2 separate regions of the Homo sapiens genome follow, and region 2 is linked to region 1. The links are chromatin loops, found by intact Hi-C in ENCODE. Cell type or tissue: B cell. All regions are shown on one strand. Links, peaks and the distances in the headings refer to the core of each region. The heading gives the core; the rest is flanking DNA. Region 1 holds the start of FBXL22 (F-box and leucine rich repeat protein 22). Region 2 overlaps USP3 (ubiquitin specific peptidase 3).

What was found. Hi-C counts contacts between places; a loop is a spot of excess contacts. Peaks named below come from ENCODE experiments on the same cell type or tissue, not always from the same donor. Only the 100,000 strongest peaks of a DNase experiment are listed, where the experiment ranks them.
Region 2: it touches region 1 in a loop (1.8-fold over the local background); 10 of 110 quality-filtered maps call a loop at or near these places.

What each region holds. Positions count from the first base shown.
Region 1 is chr15:63,594,830-63,607,353 of GRCh38, reverse strand. It overlaps FBXL22 (F-box and leucine rich repeat protein 22), which reads right to left and starts at 9,967. Exons shown (of 2, transcript NM_001367807.1): 1 at 9,609-9,967; 2 at 6,113-6,657. The coding sequence starts at 9,961. The coding sequence ends at 6,315. It overlaps USP3-AS1 (USP3 antisense RNA 1), which reads left to right and starts at 6,527. Exons shown (of 3, transcript NR_034080.1): 1 at 6,527-6,765. RefSeq lists silencers at 5,786-5,915, 6,336-6,625 and enhancers at 5,613-6,430, 6,693-7,410. In B cell, for the core only: CTCF peaks have their summits at 7,428 and 7,636; DNase peaks (open chromatin) are centred at 5,293, 5,733, 6,503, 7,843 and 3 weaker places; H3K4me3 peaks cover 2,880 bases; H3K27ac peaks cover 5,524 bases.
Region 2 is chr15:63,537,016-63,549,539 of GRCh38, reverse strand. It overlaps USP3 (ubiquitin specific peptidase 3), which reads right to left. Exons shown (of 15, transcript NM_006537.4): 3 at 12,384-12,515. Among named protein-coding and RNA genes, the nearest start is that of USP3, 39 kb to the right of the region's middle. RefSeq lists a silencer at 9,696-9,990. In B cell, for the core only: no CTCF peak of the experiment used is centred there; a DNase peak (open chromatin) is centred at 5,059; H3K4me3 peaks cover 1,363 bases; H3K27ac peaks cover 7,313 bases.

The DNA of each region.
Region 1 (12,524 bases), core at 2,947-10,946:
GGAGAGAATTTAAGAAAAGAAAGGCTCACGCCTGTAATCCCAGCACTTTGGGAGGCCGAGGCGGGTGGATCACAAGGTCAGGAGATCGAGACCATCCTAGCTAACATGGTGAAACCCCGTCTCTACTAAAAATAAAAAAAATTAGCTGGGCATGGTGGTGGGCACCTGTAGTCCCAGCTACTCAGGAGGCTGAGGCAGGAGAATGGCATGAACCCGAGAGGCAGAGCTTGCAGTGAGCCAAGATCGCGCCACTGCACTCTAGCCTGGGCGACAGAGTGAGAAAAAAAAAAAAAAAAGCATCTGTGCTGCCAAGATCCTGGACGAATCCAGGAGAGGCCTCTTAGGGTCTTCTGAGCCGCTTCCTGCGTCCCTCTTGCTGAGCTGGGCTGAGGACATGCAGAGCAAAGGATACCTCTGCAGTCTCTAAATTCAAAATAATGCCTCACCCTGTGCTGCTGCCACAGTTTGCTCTGGACTCGGGGGCAGGAGGACCCCCAGAAGGCTGGCACTCATGGTTGCAGGTCCTGGGCTCAGGGCTAACAGACAGCAGCTCAGGTTTGACCCTGTGAGGGGAATCTGCACAGTGCCATGATTTTATAACACACACTGTTTCGTTGCCAGAAACTGTTATTTCCTCATTGTCTTGACTATGTTTTCATTTTTGCAGAGACAGGGTCTCACTATGTTGCCCAGGCTAGTCTGGAACTCCTGGCCTCAAGCAGTCCTTCCACCTTGATCTCCCAAAGTGCTGGGATTACACACATGAGCCACTGTGCCCGGCCTCTCTTGACTTTTTGAAAACTCTGGAAAGGGGGAAGCACAAGTCCCTGATCTGAGGAGCTGAAGTGGGCCTGGTGCAGGTGCTTCCCTTGGTTTACTTTCAGCTCTTAGAGAGGCTTAGGCAGTTGTTTGCTGGCCTCATTCACTTAACAGATACTTGCAGTTTTTATGACCCTTAAGCAGCCTCAAGCAAACGTTGACCATCAGTTTTTAAAATTTAAGATTTCTCCAGACATCCTTCAAAGTATGGCTTTGTTCTGGGCCTCCTAGCTTTGTGGCCTTTGCCCAGGACTTCTGGCCGGATGAAGCCCACATCTTGTGAGCTTGGTTTTTAGCCAAAAGCAGATCTTGGGCATTGAATCCTAGAGCTGGAGGGAAAGTCTCTAAGGGGTCAGATGATCTCTGCCTTTATAAACCAAGAATCCAAGGTCAGGAGAGGGAAAGTTGGATCATAGGTGTGCCCCGACTAGAACTGGGAGCCTCTGCTTCCTGTCAGCGTGCCGTGGTAGAGCCGGGGTGGCTCAGTCACTTCCCCTCCGAACACTCATCCTGTGCAGAAACAGGCCAGTGTGTCTCTGTAAGACAAGCCTCAGAGCACCACCTCCTGCTAGCAGCCTGCTGCCTCCTGGGGGAGATCTGGAACCCTGACCTAAGAGCCTGTGGCCCTGGTCTCTCTGCCGGCACTGGGGCTCCTATGCAGACCAGTGCAACGTGGTGACAGGTCAGCCTTCAGCCAGGGAGCAGTGTCCTGCCCCAGTGGTGAGGTTCTGTTCTCTCCCACCACCTTCACCTGCAAGTGACCATTCGCTGCCTTGGCCAAACCTTAGAAAGAGTTAGCATTGCAGGAGTTGAGGGATGTCTATGATCTAATAGAGGCTGTGAGGGCATAGATAATCCCAAACCATTTCTGGGTGGCTCGGGAATACAATCAGGCTTCCATCAGCCCTGGCTCACCCCTTCCCTGGATATGCCTTGGGCTTCTTGACCTTTGCCTTTGCTGTGCCATGCCTGCCAATGGAAATATTCTCCTTAACGGTTGGAACCTGTGGCCCAGCTCAAAAGCTCTGTCTGCCACAAAGGGTGCCTGGCTTACCCACAGATAGACCTGGCTTGCTTCTTCCCAGTGCCTGGGATTTGTGTGTTGTGCCAGGCACTCAGCTTTTCTAGCCCCCCAAGGATATGAGGATACCTCCCCCTATCCCCCAGTCCCAAGAGGGTATTGGTCCCATTTTACAAATAAAGAAACGGAGGCTCAGAGAGGTCATATCTCGTCAAAAGCTATGAATGGCAAAGCTTGGAGATCACTCAAGAACACCCCCTCAACCTCAGCTGCATGTCTTCTAACTAGGGCTGAGTCACTCCAGGTAGGGCCTGGCCCAGCCCATGGCCAATACCCAGTAAATGCTTGTGAGATGAATTAGTTGGTGGATTAATTAAGTCTGCAGGGCTCTTTGTTATATGCTAACCTAAGTTTGAAAGGATTTTTCTTTTGTTTTTTACTTTTTTTTTTGTTTTTGAGACGGAGTCTTGCTCAGCTGCGCAGGCTGTGCAGTGAGTGCAGTGGCCCGATCTCGGCTCACTGCAACCACTGTCTCCCGGGTTCAAGCGATTCTCCCATCTCAGCCTCCCAAGTAGCTGGGATTACAGGCACCCGCCATCATGCCTAGCTAATTTTTGTATTTTAGAAGAGAGTTTTTCACCATGTTGATCAGGCCGGTCTTGAACTCCTGACCTCAGGTGATCCGCCCGCCTTGGCCTCCCAAAGTGCTAGGATTACAGGCGTGAGCCACTGCACCTGGCTGTTTTTTACCTTTTAATTTAGTGGGGAAGGGGCACGGAGATTCCATGCCCTCCCTGGACACACCACCCTCCAGGAACCTCCATGCATGTAGCTATCTGGAAGCTCCAAAAGTGGTTTTGTAGATTAAGTGAGGTATTGCGCTCTGTTAAGTGTTTTGCTCATGCCTGGTGGTGAACAGTGTCTGTTAGAAGGCAGAGTGGAGAGCCATGTGTCTCCATCAGTGCCCACCTTCTGGGGGCACCTAAAATGACCCTTCACTTCAGAACCCAAAGCTCCTCTGGCTAAGGTGGGGGCCAATTTGGGTCCCTAGAAACAGCACTGGACACAGCTGCCAGCACTGCTTGAGTTCTGTGATCACTATGTCTTGGGATGCAGGGGAGTTAGTTGGCATTGGAGGGTTAACTGGGAACTTAACCCTTACTACAAAAGAGCTTCCATGGGAAAGGGGGGTTGTCGGGGAATGCAGGTTACCCCATTCTAGCTCAACCTATAGTGACCCCTGCTTTACATAATCACAGTCCTTAAAAGAACCCCAAAAGCAAGGTTCCCTTGTTATCCTTAGTACTCAGATAAGAAAACAGGTTTGGAGAGGGCCAATCTGTCCTTGGTCACAGAGCTAGAAAGTGAGGGAAATGGGATGGAAACCCAGATCCATTAGATCCTGAAGCCAGGATCCTGTTGTTGTCCAGGCTAAGCCACCAATTTAGGACAAATAGAACATACTAGAAATTGGGGCTTTTTGGAGAAGATGAAAACAAAGGCCTGGGGTTTAAGTGGCTCTGTTGTAGACAAACATTCAACCCCCTGGAAGCCTGAGCTTGCTTTCAACAGTGTTCAGAGTAATGGGAGAAAAATTCGTTCCCAACAACGCCTCTCCAGAGTGCAAAGCAATGGTGGGCAAACTGAGAAATCACCAAAAAGCAGCCTGTGTCTCACAGGCTAGTAGCAGAGTCCTGCCACTCCACTGCAGCTGGTGGTGTGACAGAGCTGGCTCTCCTGACAAAGGGATTATGCTGGGCCAGGGCTTACTGTGGCTACCCTGTTTCTGGAGTAAGCACTGCCCCAGCCCGGAGCCCTTTGGCAGTCCCCAGAAGGGCTGGTGTGGGACAGGGTGCTGCTTGCCTGTCCACATGTTCTGCCTGGAACAAAATCCAGGGCCGCTGGGACTTCACCTATCATCTGTGCATGGCGCCCTGGTTCCTTCTGGGGGTAGGTTGGGCTGAGGGGGAACCTTCATCTCTCATTTCTTCCTCACATTAATCTGTCCATCCACTGCTACCCCCATCCCTTACCATAACCAAACAAAGCAGGTGCAGATGCTTGAATTAACAAGAACGAAGTCTAGTAATAAAAAGCAAATTTATTACCCAAAACTAGTAAAGGGGGAAGTAGCCAGATTGCTATTTAAAGTAACTGCTTCAATTTTTAGAGGGGAAAGCAATTTTTAGGGTTTTTAAAAGGGAAGACTTGATAAGGAAGGCATGCAAGAAATGGGCTGAGTATGATGTCTGTGTGTTTTGTTCTGGTGGCTATCTTGGGCTTCAGTCCACCTGGACCTCGGATTGACATTATTTTAACAATGGTCAGGTTGTTAATTAGCCATTTTGAAGTAATTTTTGGAGGTTTGCAGCTGGGTCTCCAGGCTTGGTCTGTCTCAAGATTAGCCACTGAAACTTCTAAGACATCACACAATTAAATAGTAGCATACAGTTAGATAAATGAAAAGGGAGCATATCTGGTGAGAAAGGGGAGGGACGTGGAGTCTATTTTAAGGCTAAGGAGAAAGGATTTTGAGTTTCCTCAAGGTTATATCTTGAAACTCAAGAGAATGGGAAAAAAGTTTAAAAGCATGTTGAAGTTAAGCTGCGGGCTGCATTGCTTCTCAGATACCTGCTACTCAGCTTCCCTCCTCATTCACTCTGCTCCAGCCACTCTGATCTCCTTGCACATGAGCCATGCCTGTAGTCCGCGGCCTCTGCACTGACTGTTCCTCTGCCAGGAGTATCTATGCCCCCTGCCTCACTTCATGCCTCAGATGTCATCTTCTCAGTGAGGCTTACATTGGTCAACCCTTTCTCAGAGGCTTCACCCCCCAATCTCTTGCCAGCAATCCCTAATAGCCCTTGTTACAGCCTGCACTTTTTTCCAAATACTTTCTACCATTTTTTTTTTTTTTTTTTTTTTTTTGAGACAAGAGTCTCTCTGTCGCCCAGGCTGGAGTGCAGTGGCACGATCTTGGCTCACTGCAAGCTCCGCCTCCCGGGTTCACGCCATTCTCCTGCCTCAGCCTCCTGAGTAGCTGGGACTACAGGTGCCCGCCACCACGCCCGGCTAATTTTTTGTATTTTTTTTTAGTACAGACGGGGGTTTCACCTTGTTAGCCAGGATGGTCTCGATCTCCTGACCTCGTGAATCGCCCATCTTGGCCTCCTAAAGTGCTGGGATTACAGGCATTGAGCCACCGCACCTGGCCCTTCTACCCTCTTATATACCAGTTACCTGTTGTCTCTTCCCCCACTAGAAGGTAAGCTTCATGAGAACAGAATTTGTCTTTTTCCTTGCCGTTTCCCTATTTGAGCAATGAATTAAGGAACCTGTGAGTAGGGATCAAGCTCCTCTTTCACACAGAAGAAACACCTGGCCTGGGAGGGGTAAAGGGCTTTGTCGCAGCTGGCGCTGGGTGGAGCCGGAGTGTGAACAGCGCCCATCACAGTGCTCCTCGCCTCTTCCACCCACCCAGAATTCTCCCCAGTGACCCAGGACCAGGCGGCTGCCGGGGGGCCGAGAGCCTTCACTAAATGTGACACATCAGTGACTACAGCCCTGAAATTCAAATTGGAAGCCTAGGCTTGTGCTCATGTCCAGCAAATCCAACAGGTGAAAAATCTAGCTTGTCAGCTTATAATGGTTCCATTATCAAAAGCTTAGCCAGGGCTGCTGGTTTTGTTTTTGTTTAGTTTGAGGCTTTTTTTTTCTTCCAAATCATTTCTTTTTCCCTTATGAGAACAGTAGAAAATATGGGTAACTATGCAGTTTATGTAAGCATTCAACAATTGGGAGCGAATTTTCTACAATCGCGAGTGCGGTCACTGCGGGAACGCATCCGCCCCAGGAAAGGTGGGCGGGCAGACGCGCGTGCGGGCAAAACCGCAAGGAGGAGCGGCTCGGTGGCTCCTTCTGCCCGTGCGCCCCTGCTTCCCCTCCTCCTGCTTCACCGAGATCACCACCGGGGCTCCTGGAGGTGGCGGTCCCCAGGACACTCCGGGAGCCGGCGGGGTCTCGCTGGGTCGCTCCGCCCGGAGGCTCCCCAGACCCCTGCGCGCGGCAGCCCTGGCCCCCGTCACCCCCGAGCGCAAGTCGGCGAACTCCGAGTGGTCAGGTCCTCCCCACCGAGGTGATTTCGGTCCAACGGCGATCGGAGTCCCCGAGGACGGTGCAGGCGCCTCCCGCCTCCGTGGGGAGCGCACAGCAGAAAGCCTGGGGCGGAAGCAAGAGGGGAAAGGCGGTGGTGTTGAGTGAGAACCAGCCGAGTGTTTTCCAAATATCCATTTAATCTTGCGTTTATCCTATGTATAAAATCGTAACGTGAGGTAGGCTTTCTTATCCCCACTGTGCAGACGGGGAAAATGAGGCTCAGAATATGCGGTGGTGGTCTGAAGGTGGAAGAGCTGGGTTCGAAGCCAGGACGGTCTGGGGCTGCGCTCCTTCCCCGGGGGCAGCGGCGGGGCGGCGTCTAGCGCTGCAGCAGCTTGCCGAGGGCCGCGGCGGGCGCGCGCGGGCGCGGGGGCTGGTCGGGCAGCATGGCGGCGCTGTGCTCTGCCCGCAGGGCCAGGCGCGGGCACGCGGCGCGCAGGCGGCGCAGGCCGGCCGCGCTCACGTTGCGGCAGAAGTCCACGTGCAATGTCTGCAGCGCGCGCCCGTCCGCCGCCACGGCAGCCAACGTGCGGTTGGTGACGCGCGCGCAGTTCTCCAGGCGCAGTGCGCGCAGGCGTGGGCAGCAGCGCAGCAGGCGCGCCAGGCAGTCGTCGGTAACGTGGCCGCAGCCCGAGAGCGTGACGGACGCCAGGTTGGGGCACCTGTGAGGAGAGTGCGGTGACCCGGGGCTCACTGGCTTGTTAAAGCTACCCAACCGCCCCATGGGACCGAGTGGACTCATTTACCGAGGAGGACTCGGGCCCTGCGAGGTGAAGACACTTGGCTGCGATGACACTGCAGGGTTCCAAGTCGGCTTTCTGGCCGGCCCATTTTCCCTCCTCTTTCTGCCCCTGCACCCCACCGTACCTTCATCTGCGTGGGTTCTTGGCTCGTAGCCTTGGGAGCCCCTAGTGGGAAGCCCCGACCCCGGCCCAGCAGAGTCCTGGGGCGGCTGTGGACAGAGGGAATGCCGGTTCCAGGAGCCACAACCCTTGACTCTTTGTTTCGCTCTGGATGTGCTGCCTTGCAGGGGAGCGGTGCTTGGCGATTGCTCCAGTCTAGCTTCAAGCTGAGGCCCCTGAATGTCCCGGCGGGACGTGAGTGGGAAGAGGGATTTGTTTCCTTGGAGGTGGCCTAGTGACAGGCCCATCCCAACCCTCAAGGCGGTGGGGGCACGCGTTAGCATTGAGTCCGGGTTCAGCTTAGTAGACTAGAGCTGTTCCTGCATCCCCTGGGCCACCAGCCTGGAAAAGGGTAGGGTTCGGAGGCAGCTAGAGGCAAGCCCTGAGCAGGTACAGTCACGGACACCCACCCAGGTCGCTTGGCCAGAAAGCTTGGGGGACCCTCTGCTGCAGCCTCACCAGCCCCTCCCAGCAAAGAAAAGATCTTGAGCCAAGTTAGACTTGGTTTATCGCCGTGTCAGTCACTCACGGAGCCTTCATTTCCTCTGCGTGGGGGGAATAATGTCTACCACTGGGGTTGTGAGGAGCCTGCAACGGGGCCTTCCACAGGCAGTCCTAACCCGCTTTCCCTGGAAACAAACGGGACCAGCCTGCTTCCAGTCCAGAAGGACCGACTAATGGGCCGGGGCCTTGGCTCCCCGCAGCCAGAGGGAGCTAGAGTCTGGGCTGGGGAAGCGTTTCCCTTTCCCTGCCAGCCTCCCCCGCAGCTCCGTGACTGCCCCTGGCTGTGCCAGCTCGGCTCCTTTGTGCCAGGGGAGGGAAGTAAGGAACTTAAATATGTTGGGTGCAGCCAGGTGTCACACCGAGCCCGGGCCTCCTTCAGGTTTGTGTGCCCTCATTAGTCACCCCGTCAACCTCTGCACCCCCAGTTTTGTACATGAAGAAACTGGCTCCGGCAGCTCAGGTGACTGGCTGGTGACTTATTTGCTGTCAGACCCAGGACAGATGTCTGAACCTTGCTGGGCGTCACTTCCTCATTTGTCAAGTGGGAGGAATTGTTACCTTCAAGGTGGTTATAAGGATTAGGTGTTTAAGCCTCAAAGGTGTTGGGTGATCTTTTCTTCTAAGAATCTTTGGAATAATTCTGATACAGGGAAAAAACAAAGAGCGGACTGTCCCCCTGCCCAGCCATCCTCAGCCATTCCTCCCGACCTGAGCTGAGTGCCAGAAGAACCAGATTCAGTAGACGTTCATCAGTACCTACTATGTGCCAGGTGCCACTGTGTCATTTAATCCTCTTACCCTGTTGGATAAGAAAAATTTAGCACATTTTATAGAAGAAGAAATGAGGTTGCAAGAGTTTGAAGTATTTGAGCTGGGGTCACATGGTTGGACGAGCTGAGCGGCTCAGCAGAGTGCTGACAGCAAAGCCCTTTGCTCTTTATGTGACAGCAGGGCCCCTTGCTTGATCAGTACAGTGGCCTGGGAGGTCCACTTCACACCTTGCAGGTTTGGGGCATTAAGCTCGGTTCTCTTACAGTAAGAATGGAACAACTTCAGGACATGTTGTGCCATTCGCCTCCCCCCAACCCCCACCCATGTCACTCTAGTCTAATTCCTGGGCCTTGTTAAGCCCATCAAAATAGCCTTGTCCAGTCGGGGCCCAACCCCAAGTCCATCTTCTGTTTTCTTCCTACCAGCTCAAAAGAAAGGTGGGGTCACTACGCTGTTTCCTTCCACTCCTGTCGTGCTGCCAGCAAATAGCAGCTATGAACTTGGGTGGCAGTAAACTGGCTGAGTCTAGTTTTCCATGAACAGCCAGGGCCAGTTTGTTATATGATCAAGGGGGTGTTTTTCCTCAAAGGCAGCACGGGACTGGCAGAAGCTCAGTGAGAGGCTGGTTGAATAGCTCTGTGTTCTTGCCTGGGCCGCTCTGCCCATGAGGCTGGGACCATGGAGGGAGCCTGGCCTGGTGGTTCAGTGTCTATGTCTGTGTCTGGGGTGGGGGTTAGCAGATAAACACAAGATGTATTTGGGACATACTTACACTAAAATATTATTCACTGTTTATCTGAAATTCATATTTAACTGGGCAGCCTATATATTTGCTAAAATCTGGCAACCCTAGACTGGGCAAATCATACCACCTCGTGGAGCATCAGTTTGCTAATTTGAAAAATTAGGCTAAGCCACCCTCCTTAGGAATACTGTGTAAATCAGTAATTCATCTACTCCTGGAGTCTGGTTTGGCTCAGCTGACCTGAGCACCCTGGCTTCTCCACCTCTGGCTCCCCACCCTCTCTTTCCTCCGTAGTTTCCCAGGCCTTGAGGGCTGCTTGCTAGGCCTAATGGAGGGGTGAGCTGATTGCTGCATCTGGAAGCCTTTTCCCAGAGCCTGACCTTGAAAATCCAGGCCCAGCTGGACCCACCCAGCACTTAATGACTACCAGTACGGAGGCCCCACTTCTTGGTGTTTGCATGAAGCAGCCCAGGACCTGTGAGGCTAAGAGGAGGATTAGCAATTGTTTCCCTCATGATTTTATTGTCTCCTGGGGACCCTGCTTTGGGCGGTCTGGATGTCTGCCTTGGGCCTAGTTTGAGGCGCCCCGAAGGTGGAGCCATCTTGGTCTCGTAATTTGCTCTTCCCTGCCCCCCAAGAGGGAAGCCAGAGCTAGCGGGGCCAGCACTGCTCAGGAGGCAAGGTGGCCTACCTGTCGCACACCCGGAGGAGGAAATCATTGACCAGGCTCTCGTGCCGGCTGCAGATGCTTCTCTGGAAGGCACTCTTGAGCCAGTCCTCAATGCTGCACACCTGCACGCGGCTGGAGTGCCAGCAGATGGAGAGGCTGCGGAGTGCCGGGCCCAGGAGGAAGTTGTCCTTCTGGAGTTCAGTGAGGGAACGGAAGTGCAGCAGGGACCAGAGTGCGGGGTCCTCAAACACGTCGTGGAGCTGGGAGCAGGTCCTGGCAAGGCTCTTCCTGCTGTCCTTGTCTAGGAAGGAGAAGAGGTGCAGCAGGCACTCCCGGTTGAGCTGGGTTATGTGCATGGTGAGCAGTGGCCACATGTGAGTGCAGCTGCAGCCGGGGGACGGCTGACCTGCCTCCTCTCCTCCTCCCCGACTCTGGGCCGGTGGACATATATGGTTGAGGAATGGTGTTTATTTTTGGCTAACAACTGGTGCTGAAGCTCTGCGGAGGGGTGAGGGAAGAAAAGCCAGGACCCAGACACATGTGCGGCAGTCTGTGGTTCGGCTTATGTTCAGAGGGATTGGAGGTCCTGGCAGAAAAGGAGCCTATTGAAGTTACTTTCCTTAAAAGGGATTTTTTTTTTCCCTTTAGCTGACAATGGTGTTTAGCAGTGAGCACTTTTGGCTTTTCCCAAGGCGTTTTCATTGGCAGTGGTGGCGGCCAGGCCAGCTCTGTCTGGCTTTGCAGTCTGTACTTAGGGGGAAGGAGTGTAATTGTAAATGTTAACTGTTTTGATTTTCTAGTACATCAGTGTGAATCTTTTGCTCCACCCTTACTAGGAAGAAACCTGTTGCGTGTGGAGAGCTAAGGGTGACGGTTGTGAGTTGTGAGCAGAGTCCATGGCTGCTGCCTCATTCCTGTTATTTTTGTGCCATAGAGTAATTGTCTCCAGGCTAGGCTGGTTGGCCTTCAAGCCCTGCTGCCTGCCACTAGGCAGGGGGATTTTCCTGGGCCTCCCCAACAGCTAGATTTTTACCCTGAGTTGTTTCATAAAAGAATTTTACTGAAGTAGCTGCTTTCCAAAGTTGTGTGTCTGTGTTTTATGTTTTATTGGTGCTTTGTTGTTGTTGTTGTTGTTTTTGTAGTTTTGGTCAAGCAGTACTTTCTGTGTTTTAAATTTAAATTTACTTGGCTTTACATTTTCTCACTGATAAGGCCTTGTACTATGTATAACCTGTACTTCCCAAAATGTCAGGATGGATGAGGTAGCTCTTAATGTGAAACTGCTTGAAACAATTTTAAGTTCAGTATTTTAGTCCATCTTTGCCTTTAAGTTGACCACACACCATCCATTCTATGAGTGCCCTCCGTTCCCTCTTGGAGAAGCCAGTGGGCCACCCCTGCCCTCTCTGACTCAACTCTAGGCAAGGTGCCTGGAGGTACTATCCGTGAAGCTCCCCCTTCCTGAGTACCCGAGGCTTCACGATATGGCAGACCCGTTTCCTCATGCTGCTTCACTCCCAAACCCAGGACCCAACCTTAACTCTCCTGCTTTGAATCCCAGTCGTTGTTTTTTGGTTTGCTTGGGGGATGCTGATATGGTGCAGCTGTATAGGCCACGTTCTGCCTAGGCAATAGTGAGAAGAGAATGGTTTTTCCTCTGCCAGCCCAGGGACCACCACCTCAGTGGTTACTTCTGTTTGTTCTCCCATTTGGAATAAGAGGGAATGGGAATCCTTGTGTTTTCCCATAGACACAAATGAAGCAGCCTATGCTGAACCCACTTCTGGAACTAAGGTTTGGTCAGGGCTGGTGCAGCTTTGCCTTTAAAGCAGAAGGCAGTCAAGCAAAGAAGGAAGTAGCCATTGTCAGTGGCTTTCCTGAGAAGCCAGCCTCAGCTGGTGCCCCTGTGCCTCCATTACTCCACCATGCCAAGATGAAGTACAGTAGGGGGTTCTCTTAAAAACAAACCAAGGAGGTCGAAAGGAAGCATTTCCCAAGGAAGGGGAGCAAGATACTGCTGCTATTTCAAGCTCATCAATGTAGTTCTGAATTATAGCTGACACCCTAATTTAGGCTCTGTCTAGGTGTACTTCTCCACTTAAAATGGATGCTGCAAAACCACAGGTGGTGTTATTAGAAAGCCACATTATCTCCACTTTCCCTCCCCAATCCTCCTCAAACCAATGCTTTTCAGAGGGTTTGACCCTTAGGAATAGGTGGTTCTTTCCACTTCTTGCAAGGCCAGAGTGGTACTTGTGCCTTCCACTGAGTAAGTGTCACTGTGCTTCAGCATGGCTTCCAAGTTGCACTACTGCAGCCCAGCTGGAATGGCAAAAGATTGGCAGGGAGAACATTTAGAGCATTGCCCCTCTGCTGTTCCTCCAGGTAGGCTGCAGGAAGCATCCTAGACTACCAGGGCCAGGGGGAATGTGCTCCTGCATGCTGCAGAGGGTCTGAGGCACAGCCAGGAGATGACGAAGCTCTGCCCCTTTGGGCTTGTCCAGAGCTATGCTGTTTGGCAGCAGTGACAGCAACCACGCAGCCTCTGACCAGCACAGCTGCCAAAAGAATGTGCCCTACGGAACAAGGATGCATAACAATTTGAGCTGCAGGCACCTGTGTCTTCAATTTTAGAAGACTGACAAGAACAGGCAAAGGATGACTGTGGAAACAGGGTTCTGTCTGCAGGAGGCATGGGGGCAGGGAAGTAGTCTATAGGAACTTACTGTAAACAGGATGTTTATTTAAAAGCACTTATTTGCCTGTTTTACCTTAAAAGATGACCAGTATCCTTTGCTCAGAGCCCCAAAACTAGTGCCTCAGGGTAGAGTCTAGCTCTAAAGGGGAAGGGAAGGGGCCTCATTTTTATAAGATCAATAGTCACAAGAGACTGAGGGTGATTTCACTGGGCAAGGCCGAGTGGGACCTCAGGCACCT
Region 2 (12,524 bases), core at 1,683-9,682, 57 kb after region 1:
ACAACAAACGCTTTGTTGATTTGGATAAACTTAGAGTTGATTTTCGATTTATATGATGCCCCTCTGAATTTGACGTTGATAATAAGAAGTTTTCACAAGTGTTAGTGGACTTATTAACCTGCATGGATATTTTGACAGTGCTGCACTTCTTCTGAGTCAAATCAATTATTCTTAAAAGAGTAATTTTTCTCAATACAGATACAAATACTGGAGAAAAACTGTTTGGTACTCCATTTATTGGAAAACAATGTTTAAAACAGTGTGAATCTACTTTTTTAACTGCAATTTTTATGAATCTAAATACAGATCAAATATTTTTTATCAAAACTTCACGAGTTGAGATGTACTTAAAATTGTAAAATACACAATGGATTTCAAGGATTTCATATAAAAAAGTGCAAACTATCTCTAATAATTTTACATTGATTACATGTTGACACAGTATTTCTGATATACTGGGTTAAAAAAATGTACAATCAAAAGTAATTTCACCTGTTTCTTTTTGCTTTTTTAATATGGCTACTAAAATATTTTAAATTACATATGTGACTTGAATTATTTCTCTTTTATATAACACTGCTAATGTAGGGAATCTAAGATACTACCTGCTCCAAAATTCTATAATACTAGCATAAAGAGATAATAAATTAACTTTATTGAACTATAAGAACTCAATTTTATAGTCGGGCGTGGTGGCATGTGTCTGTAATCCCAGCTACTCAGGAGGTTGAGGCATGAGAATTGCCTGAACCCGGGAGACAGAGGTTGCAGTGAGCAGAGATCATGCCACTCCACTAGGCAATAAAGTCAGACTCTTGTCTCAAAAAAAGAAAGAAAAAAGAACTCAATTTTAGGCCAGCCTGGGCAACATAGCAAGACTCCATCTTTATGAAAATTAAAAAATAAAAAATTCCCTGGGCAAGGTGGCTCACGCCTATAATCCCAGCACTTTGGGAGGCCAAGGTGGGTGGATCACCTGAGGTCAGGAGTTCGCGATCAGCCTGACCAACATGGTGAAACCCTGTCTCTACTAAAAAAATACAAAAATTAGCCAGGAGTTGTAGCGTGTGCCTGTAATCCCAGCTACTCGGGAAGCTGAGGCAGGAGAATCGCTTGAACCTAGGAGGCGGAGGCTGCAGTAAGCTGAGATCGTGCTACTGCACTCCAGCCTGGGCAACAGAGTGAGACTCTGTCCCCCCCCAAAAAAAACAAAGCAAAAATAAAATAATAAATAAATAAATAGCCAAGCATGATGGTGTGCACCTGTAATGCCTCCCAGCTCCTTGGGAGGCTGAGGTGGGAAGATCACTTGAACTCAGGAGTTGGAGGCTGCAGTGAGCTGTGATCACATCACTACACTCCAGCTGGGTGACAGAGACCCTGTCTCTAAGATTTTTTTTTAGTTTTTTGTAACTATATTTATTTTTTTGAGACAGGGTCTCATTCTGTCACCCAGGCTGGATTGCAGTGGCCCCATCTCAGCTCACTGCAACCTCCGTCTCCCTGGCTCAAGTGATCCTCCCACCTCAGCCTCCCAAGTAGTTGGGACTGCAGGCACGCTACCATGCTTGGCTAATTGTTTAACTCTGCTTCCCAAAGTGCTGGGCTTACAGGCATGAGCCACTATATGCCTCTCTCTATGCCTCTCTCTCTCTCTCTCTCTCTCTCTCTCTATGCCTCTCTCTCTCTCTCTCCCTCCCTCCCTCTCTCTCTCTCTCTCTCTATGCCTCTCTCTATGCCTCTCTCTCTCTCTCTCTCTCTCTCTCTCTCTCTCTCTCCCTCCCTCCCTCCCTCCCTCTCTCTCTCTCTCTCTCTCTATTGAGACAGGGTCTTGCTCTGCAGCAATGCTATCACAGATCACAGCTCACTGCAGCCTTGACCTCCTGGACTCAAGCGATCCTCCTGCCTCAGCCTACCAAGTAGCTGTGACTACACGCATGAGCGACCATGCCTGGCTATTTTTTTTTACTTTTGTAGTGGCAGGGTCTCACTATGTTGCCCTGGCTGGTCTCAAATTCCTGAGCTCAAGCAATCCTCCCACCTCAGCCTTCCAAAATGCTAGGATTACAAGACTGAGCCACTATGCCCGGCCATAACTCAATTTTATTTTGGCTGGATTTGTTTTTCACTGGTTTAAAAATTTTTTTTTTAGGTTTTTACAACTATCTCTATTTCTCAAGAGCCAATTCTAGGTGTTCCTATAGTCAGTCACTAAGAGGGACATTTATTTCAAGAATGTAACTTTCGTTTTTCTACTGTTTGAATTTCATATTATACAAGTTGTATATATTACTATGATTGTTGTTACCGCTATTCTTTAAGGAAAACAGCTGCTTCCACAGGTCAAAACTTCTAAGGTGAGAGTGCCTGTCAACGTGGCAGAGGATTAGTAAATGTTAGTTTCCTTCCTCTGTGTAACTAGCCTCACAGCACATTCCTCTCTAGCTACCTAGATTCCCCTGGTTTGATTTCTTTTTCCTCTGTGGTCAGAGGTCAAAAGAAAATAAGTAGCAAAGGTGGCAAATAAATGAAAATGTAAATGTTACCGGGTTGCTTTAGTCTTCAGATGAGACACAGCTTTCAAACTGGAAATTGTCCCACTAATATTGGTGTTTAAAAAGGCAAACAGATTGGCTGGACGCGGTGGCTCACGCCTGTAATCCCATCACTTTGGGAGTCCAAGGTGGGCAGATCACGAGGTCAGGAGACTGAGACCATCCTGGCTAACATGGTGAAACCCCGTCTCTACTAAAAATACCCCCCACCCAAAAAATTAGCCGGGCATGGTGGCGGGCACCTGTAGTCCCAGCTACTCGGGAGGCTGAGGCAGGAGAATGGCGTGAACCCGGGAGGTGGAGCTTGCAGTGAGCTGAGATCAGGCCACTGCATTCCAGCCTGGGCGACAGAGCAAGACTCCATCTCACAAAAAATAAAATAAAATAAAATAAAGGCAAACAGATGGATTTAAAAGTTCTAAAAATCTTTTCTTGATTCGCTACAGTTGTATTGAAGCTTTTTGGTCAGAATTATGCATACCTCAGACACTGGGAAAAAAATTTAGTCACTCTTCTTAATTTTCCCTTCAAGAAGATTATGCCAGAATAAGTGGTACAAAAAAGTACGTAACTCATAGGTTGTGTTTCAAAAACGTGTAGATTGGTCCTCTGAAGCCTAGAATGCATATCCTGCTTTGAAATAAATGTTACAAAACACAGTTAAACGTTCTAGGTAGAAATACATGTTTCCCAAAATGTAGCTGAAATCCATAGTATTTGAAAAAGCTCGATTTCTCCTTTCTTATTTATATACTACTGGCACTGAGAAACTGACAGGAGAGGCCTAGGCAGGATTCAGATAATCTGACTGGCCTCTAGGAGAGGAGGTCCAGGCTCAGCATCTTCATATACACAGGACTTCATGTAATAAACAGAAGTCAGGAACTACCTACATTATATGACCAAGTTTTAGGCTATAAAATTTATACCTAAGCAAGTTTTTACTTACTGATTTTAAATGACTCTTCAAGAAAAGATGAGCTCTACTGTTTTTTTTTTTTTTTTTTTTTTTTTGAGACAAGGTCTGGCTCTGTCACCCAGGCTGGAGTGCAATGGCGTGATCTCAACTCACTGTAACCTCCGTCTCCTGGGCTCAAGCCATACTCCTACCTCAGCCTCCCGAGTAGCTGAGACTACAGACACGTGCCACCATGCCCAGCTAGTTTTTGTATTTTTAGTAGAGATGGGTTTTCGCCATGTTGCTCAGGCTAGTCTCGAACTCTTGGGCTCAAAGCCATCCGCCCGCCTTAGCCTCCCAATGTGCTGGGATTACAGTTGTGAGCTACCGTGCCTGGCCTAAAGATAAGCTCTACTTCTGACGGACTTTTTGTCAGATAAGGACTATATTTAATAGAAAGAAAGCAGTATTTACGAAAAAGTAAGTACACTGAACATTAAAAAAAAACAAAATACTTGAAAATTGTACTAGGGTACATATTAGAGATGTTAGATAAGGAAATAGGATATAAAAAAGGAAGGTAAGAAGAATATTGGTGTCTTTACTTCTAAGACAGACAAGTAACATTATCATCTTGGGTATGTAAAGATTAGTCTCAAATCCAAATTCATTGAGCCAAATGTGATCATAAAGTAGTTTTAAACTCATTTAAGCCAACAGCTAATAAACTCCTAATTAAATGTACAGTATAGTATAATATGCATACTGATGTTAGACAGGATATATACAACTGATTTTACTACCGTGCACTGAAAAAAGATACATCAAGTAGCAGGTAAATTTTCATAAGAAACACAAGCTACTTATTTCTATTATATAATTAAGGAGGTAAACAATGAATAAAATCAGCTTGAAAATTATTTCAAATTCTGTTGACACTAATAAACAACAAAAATGAAACTGCTCAATTTTCTCATTACACTTATACTTTATATATGCCTTTTTAGATTTTGATTTATTTCTAACTTCTAGTATTTAACCTTGCCTAAAACCTTGCTACTTTTCTTTCTATACACTCTCAAAAACTCATCTTTTTTCTCTTCATTTCAAAGAACATTCTTTTCTATACTTTGGTTATTTCCTTTGGTACATCTTTTTCCCTTTTCCCTGAGAAACTTTCAATTCCATAGCTATCTGTAACTGAACTAAGTATAGTATTTGATGGTCCCCACAATGTCAGCCTTGCTTAGATATTCTTATCTCCTACCCCTTCCCTCCCAATCTTCCCTTTCACTTCAGTGTTACCTGCTCTAGTTTTAGAGTTAAGCTTTCATCCCATATACCATGAACTCTCTTACCCCTCGGTATTTTCCATTTCGCACTATTCACTTATTTAATGGCAAAACAATATTCCTCATTCGGTCATCTCCATCTTTACATTCTTCCCCCATTCTCCAAAAATGAAAACACACAGCATGGCTCAATCGTTTTCTTGTCCTAAAATTTAATGTAGGTTTACTTCCTTTAAAAAATTCTAACTTTAGAAACACTCGTTTCCTTCCTGTTTTTGCCCTGCACTACTTGCCCCCTCTAATTCTAAAAGACAAAACACTAGTCTACTAAAGTCAAAACAATAACTTTGGATTGAAATCCAGCTACTTCCCCTTTCACTAGTTTTGGTTAATAAAGTTACTTTCTTTCTACCAGACCTCACTCATATTAACTGGACTCTACAAGCAGTGAGCATCCAGACCTGCATTTGGTTACAAAAGAAGCCTTCAAGCTATTTTCATCAGCTTCCTAATCAAGTTAAAAAATAAACCACAAAACTGAGTATCCACTACCCTCTCTATATATATTCTATATATATATGTATATATTTGTATTAATAAATTATATATACAATTAAATCTAAATTATATATTACAAAAAAGAATAATTTTTAAAGAATGAGCTAGAGATGAAATAAACTATATTAAATGTCTTGCTATTCACAATATCTTCATACTATTATTAAACTAATTTCCTTTTTTTTTTTTTTTAAAGACAGTGTCTCCCTGTGTTGCCCAGGCTGGTCTCGAACTCCTGGGCTCAAGAGATCCTCCTGTCTCAGCCTCCCAAAGTGCTAGGATTATAGGTGTGAGCCACCATGCCTGGCCATAATTTCTCAAAGTACAATATACCATAAGGTAAAGGTTTGACATTAATGACAGTGAATATAGATTCATACTTCCTATCATCTTCATGTTAATTTTTAAACATTTTGTCCAACTTATCAGGTCTTATTAGTCTGTGTTTTTATTAGATAGCCAATAATTTTATCCTGTAATATGTTTGATGAGCACAGAGTAGGAAAATGTATCCATTTGCCCTTTTCTTGTGTTTACATCATCGTCACTATCTTGCAGAATTTAAAACCTTTTAGAACATGTGTCCATGTGGCTACACATATTATATGGGACGAATAAATCCATATAACTAAGCAGATATAGAATGCAAAATGCTCAAAGTAAACAGAATGAGGACACCACAGGTGAAACTGATTTAGGAGTCTGTGTGTAACTCATGGCACACAATCATCAAATCTACAGACCTCTGGCAGCAGGTGTTAAATATTTGACAAAGGTTTCTTTTCTCCTCCCAAATAAAAAGGTACAGTGTTCTAAACGCTCTTCCCATACTGCCAGTACATTATTTTGGAGACCACTGCACTAAAAACTAGGTCCCTAGCACATAGTAGCTTCTCAAAAAATGTTACTTATTGAGTAAAATGTGTCTTTTTTTTTTAATGTTGTTCACAATATGTTTGAGGACCATCATGTAAACCACGATCTGTCCCAAGTAAACATTTTGAAGACAAAAACTGAGGGAGAAAAGGACTACTTTTTATAATATCAAGTTTTCTTCATAAGGGTCATTACCTTCACTCTGTACCTTTCTTTAACACATTTATTCCTAGGTGTAACCAATAGTTTTGTCATTCTGTTGAATATTTTTGCTTGGTCATTTCCATTTTCAACTGATGACTACTAATAAAGAGAAAGCTATTAGTTTGTGTACATTTCTCACACATCAGCTTTCCAAAGTGTCTTACATTTAATCCTCATTGCTGTTTTCTACTAGAGTCCCCCTGGGCTTTCCAGCTATTCTATTGTATCATTTCAAAGTAGAAATAATTTTTTGTTTCCAATATTTATGCCAATTATTTGACTTTCTGTCTACTGTCTTACTGCAATGGCTAGAACTACCAAAACAATGCTTAATAATAGTGACAATCATGTAAATGATGACAGGAAGTATTAGTCTCGTTTCTGATATAATGGAAATGGCTTTGGCATTTCATCATTTAGTATATGATGTTTGCTTTCTGGTTTTTGGCAAACTAGAAGAGCTTAAGTTTCTGTTTATTTCAATGTTATTAGTTTTTTAAAACGAGAAATGGCTATTTATAAATGTATATTTTGCTTCCAATGGGACAATAATTTGAGGTTTCCTTTAATAATGAATATGTTCATAGAACTCAGGTGAAATTAACTCTACTTGGTAATTATATAATTTTTCTTTTTGATAGCTTACTGGGTTAGATTTGCTTTAAGTTATAGTTATTTCCAACTACAGTATTTTATTTAGTAAAATTGGCTTATTTTGTTTTTGGAGTTTCTGTTAGATTTCTATCTTAAGGTTTTGAAAGTTTATAACATTAATATACTTAATGTTAAATTTTAATAGTTTGAGGCTGCACTGTCCAATAGTAGCTAGCAGTCACATGGTGCTATTTAAATATTAATTAAAATAAAAAACACTTAATTCTTCACACTAGCCACATTCAATTGCTCAATTGCTACCATACTGAATAACATATATGTCATACCCAAGACAGAGAAAAATCTCTACCTCTTTCTCAGCTTTAAAATTCTAAGTTTTTTTCAATTCCTGTTGTTAGTGCTATTGAAGTTACTCAAGTCATGACTTCCACATCATGTCCTTGAAGAACTAAGAAAATATTCCCAAAGCAAACCATTCTTCACTCATCTGAAACAAGGAGGAATAATCATACAAATAAAACATTTTTTATGCAACAGTAAAGAAACAAGTCCTTTAATTTACTGGCAACAAAGCTATCTTTATACAGTAAGCCATGCATAACACTAATACCAAAAATAAATAAATAAATAAAACCTCTTATGCAACAAACACCCCTGACACATGACAGATCCTTCATTAAGTTTCACCAGCTCCTTTTCATTCACTTCTAAGACATTTTGATATTTACGGGCAAATTTGACATCTGGTTTTATTATAAATGACAGTAATACTGAAAAGAAAAAGCAAGCTGATATTCTAGTGACTTCACCTATTTCAAACTGAGAAAGGTTAAAATCTAAAAGAATTTGCTTAGGAAGCAAGAGCATTTTTAAATTCTCTTACTAAACTCTGATGTATTGCCATCAAATAAGCCAATTATGGAAAATTAGAAGAATACCTGCAGAGCAAACCCATATCCTTTGTTAAAAGCAGACAAGTACCAGCTTATCTTAAGGAAGAGCCTTTTATGTTTTAAGATTATCTCTATTAGAAAGTTTCTTCTTAAACTTCAAAATATTGTTTTTAAATAAACAAAACTCTCCCTGTTGTCTAATTTTTTACATTGAAAATTTGCGTCCAAATCGTTTATAAGAACATCAACAAAATATTTTCCTTTTTTAAAATTTTTAATCACAACTGCTGTAGGAAATGATTCATTATCTATTTAAACTCACAAATAAAGCTTTATGTTCATTTTAATTAAAATTGCCATTTATTACAAGTGTTTAAAATCTGAAATTCAAGCCTCTTTTCTAGACAACTGATTCATATTTCACAATATTTCTTCATTTGAAAGGATGCTTTAAAACATTACCTGCCCTGAAGGAATATACTTTTAATATTCCTTTCATAATTCTTCATTCTCAAAAATTCAGCTATTATTGATAAGGATATCGAAGTTGACAAGACTATGTCAGATGTCAAAAATTATTGGTTCAGTATTTTAAATCTATTAAATACAAAGGTCTACCTCCATAAAAAAACCAAAGTTCCTAATTTTAATCTTTGTTTCTTCTCAATCACAATAATGTACACCACATACAATTCCATTTGTATTGGTTAAGGGAGGGAAATTGGGATGGGAGCAAATGAAATATTACCTAACAAACAGTAAACTAAACACTAGCTCTTGTGTGAAATCTTGGGAAGATTTTTATTTTCATCGAAATCTTAATTTACCTTTCATTTTCAAGTTAATGTGCTTATCTCCTTAAGAAGTGGGTTTGTGTCAAATCAGAATCATTCCTTTTCGCACTGCTTTCTCTCTTAATGAACAGTAACCTGATTTATATTGTTCTGCCTGGTTAATGCATGCTTCCTCTCTGGGCTCCTGTTTACATCAAGGTGGAGGGGCACTGCTCTACAAGGGTGTCCATCTTGGGAGGGAAATGAAGTAGTTCACCTATATCATGATTTAAGTTGTCTGCAGGAAAAATGTTACGTGGCTCTTTAGTCCTTCAAGATGATCAGGGGACACAGTATTATAGATCTGATGTAACCTTCCCCATTTCTGAAAGACAGTTAACAAAATTCAGTCTTTCAAACGTATGTCACCTACTCTGCACCAGACACTGCATACTAGGGAAAAATACAAAGATCTGAGATATGGTATCTGCAGTCTCCAAGGACATTTACAAATAACTAACATGCAGCATGAAATTATAAGTATTCCAAGAGCTGTGAGTTCAGGAAAGATTACATTCAGCTACAACTGGAGCTGGGGAAAGAGAAGAGTTCAGTGATAACTTCATAAAGGATTGCAAACATAGGACAGGGCAGGGACTATTGGCAAGGGGAAAGCAGGGAAAGAAGAACTGCAAGCCTCAGAGTATGTTATAACTTCTCTAGGGCACAGAGCACACTGCAAAAAAGGCTTTGACTTTAGTCAAGATATTTATAATCAAACATGTTAAACCTAATGCACCAATGTTTTACCTCTGAAATCAATCATTCAGTCTAACCACAAGAAATTAGTGTACAAGGAAAATTAATAAATTGAAGTAAAATTACTAACGGGCACGAGGAAACAACACATGCACACACTCCACACAGAAATAGGAAATCTGTTTCTTCATCACAGTGAGGTGTGGGAGGAATGTTAATTTAAACTGCATCTTCGTCAATTTACAACTATCACAGATTTCTTTTAGGCCATCAGTGTAATGCTACGGGGTGATTCCCTAGCATTTTATTCTAAAACCCACAAGTGAGCCGACAATGTGACCAGCTGCAGCTCCCTTCCTGAATTCAGCAGCTCTGGGTGTCCACACACTTGCAGCTCTGTACAACTTCACACAAAAGCCTGGCAATCGGCCAAGAAGACTCCATCATAGTGTATACTCCCCAAGGTTCAAGATTTTCCATTTAATTCCAATTCCACCATGAAACGACATATACTTTAGCAGACCATAGCGAAATAAAACCAATTCAATTCCCATTTCTAGTTAATAAAATATGCCCCTAAAATACAATGTATAAAGATATTAAAATATATAATCTACATTTTTAAAGGGCCTTGAATATAATTCCATTCCATTAAGATAATTCTTAAAATTTTCTTTAACAGTTAGTTTCCTCAGAATCTTACCAACAGCAAGAAAACAATGGCAAACTTGTTATAGCACACAGCGATTTAATTGTATTTCCAAAGTCCTCCATTAAGCAATTCACTCACATTGCTAACTGAAAATCAAAAATCAATGTTCTCAGTATCTGGTACTATAGGATGATGTGACCCATGACAATGTGAGACAGATACTTCAAGAATTATATTAATTTCTGTTGTCTAAAGCAGAAATACAAACACACAGAAACACACAGTTCTGCAAATTACGTAGCCACATCACTCTAGTATATAAGTTTCCTGAGGGAAAGGGCGAAAAAAAAAAAGAAAACCTGAGGGAAAGGGGAATGCAAACGCTTTAACTGCCTGGCTAATGCTTAACTTTGGTAGGTGTGTTTCACAACAGCAAATAACAATAAACTGAGCACTAACCTTTGTGTAAAAATCTTGGGAAGATTTTCATTTCTACTGAAATCTTCACCTACCTCTAGCTTCTCTCTCTCCAGGTCTGGACATCTTCCACACAAAGGATCACTAAAAACAGTAGTGATCTGAATGAATAACCCTTAAGATGTCTATTCAATAGCCAAAATTTAATGGTGTTGAACCTGTAAAAATGTAAAAGACCCTTTGGGAGGCCGAGGCAGGCGGGTCATGAGGTCAAGAGATTGAGACCATCCTGGCTAACACGGTGAAACCCTGTCTCTACTAAAAATACAAAAAAATTAGCCGGGAGTGGTGGCAGGTGCCTATAGTCCCAGCTACTCAGGAGGCTGAGGCAGGAGAATGGCTTGAACCCAGGAGGCAGAGCTTGCAGTGAGCGGAGATCGGCCACTGCACTCCAGCCTGGGCGACAGAGCAAGACTGTTTCAAAAAAAAAAAAAAAAAGTAAAAGACCTGGCAAACCACTGACCCTTTCTTCTTCCTTTTGATGGGCACCTTCCTATCATACAATTATCGACTAAGGACAATGTGGAAAGGATTCTCACACCATTTCAGTAGAAAGTAAATTAAAATTGTTATCTGGACTTCTCTAAATCCCCATCTCTACCCAGTAATGCCTTCATGTAACATTCAAGGGCTGTCTGACAATAAAAAATATCTCCAAAGTGATCCTTTAAATGGCTTATATCCCCTCCTTTAATGTCAACAACCTTCTGAATCAAGGGAAAGCTGATTAAAACAAGAATTGTTCATCATAATTTACTAGTCACAGAAAGAAATTTGCTTCACACCAAAGTTAAAACTGCAGAATATACTTTCTGAGCATAACCAAATGGATATGGATCATTAAGCATCACTCACAACCTAAATAACCTAGTTCTAAGTAGTCACAAAAATAGATACCTACTTTGTCATTTATATGAAATAGACATGAATATTATATTACAAAGAGGGAACAGAACCTGTTGCCAACCTCTTTTTAAAGGATACTAAAAAAAAAAAAAATAGCACTGGAAGCGGTGGCTCATGCCTGTTAATCCCAGCACTTTAGGAGGCCGAGGCAGGCAAATCACCTGAGGTCAGGAGTACGAGACCAACCTGACCAACATGGTGAAACTCCGTCTCTACTAAAAATACAAAATTAGCTGGGCATGGCGGCACATGCTTGTAATCCCAGCTACTTGGGAGGCTGAGGCAGGAGAGTTGCTTGAACCCGGGAGGCAGACATTGAGGTGAGCCGATATTGCGCCATTGCACTCCAGCCTGGGCAGCAAGAGCGAAACTCTGTCTCAAAAAAAAGAAAAAATAGCCTGGAAAGCTACGTACCAAATTCTTGACATTCACCTTTGGGGGAGTAGAAGAGGAGCGTGGAACTGCACTGGGAGAAGGGAGACTGTCAGAATAATTTTTTTTTAAACAAAGCAGTTAAAATTTTTAAGATTATATGACAAAAATGTTAACTGGACCAGGGACAGGAGGAACATGGGTTTGTTGAGTTATTTTGAACATGGGTTATCACATTGTTCTTCAATTTAAAATAACACAAGAAAAAGAAATTATAATAACAAAGAAATAGATCTATTTCCTTGAAGCTAGGATGGATGAGGAACGGGAGGTGGGAGAGAAAAGGAGGCCTAGAAGTTGAAAGGAACAATGCAAAGTAAAATCTGAATGAATAAAGATAGGCGTTCCCAATGGCTCCAGTCCTCCGTGAATCCTAACAGTTGTAAAAGGAGGTAACAGCAGTAGTAACTGGCTTAGAGACTGAGGGAAGGGAGGGGAGGAGAGCACACTTGCACACAGTAAGAAATCTCATTTCCAGAAAATGTTAACTTACCAGTATGTACTGTAGCTACTGCAATCCATACATACTGTGTGCTGAACTTTATCTTGCTTTTCTGATTTCTTATGGTTGGTTAAAGGTACTTGTGCATCTTCATAATGTTTTTTTGCATGGCCATTCACATACCTTACAAAA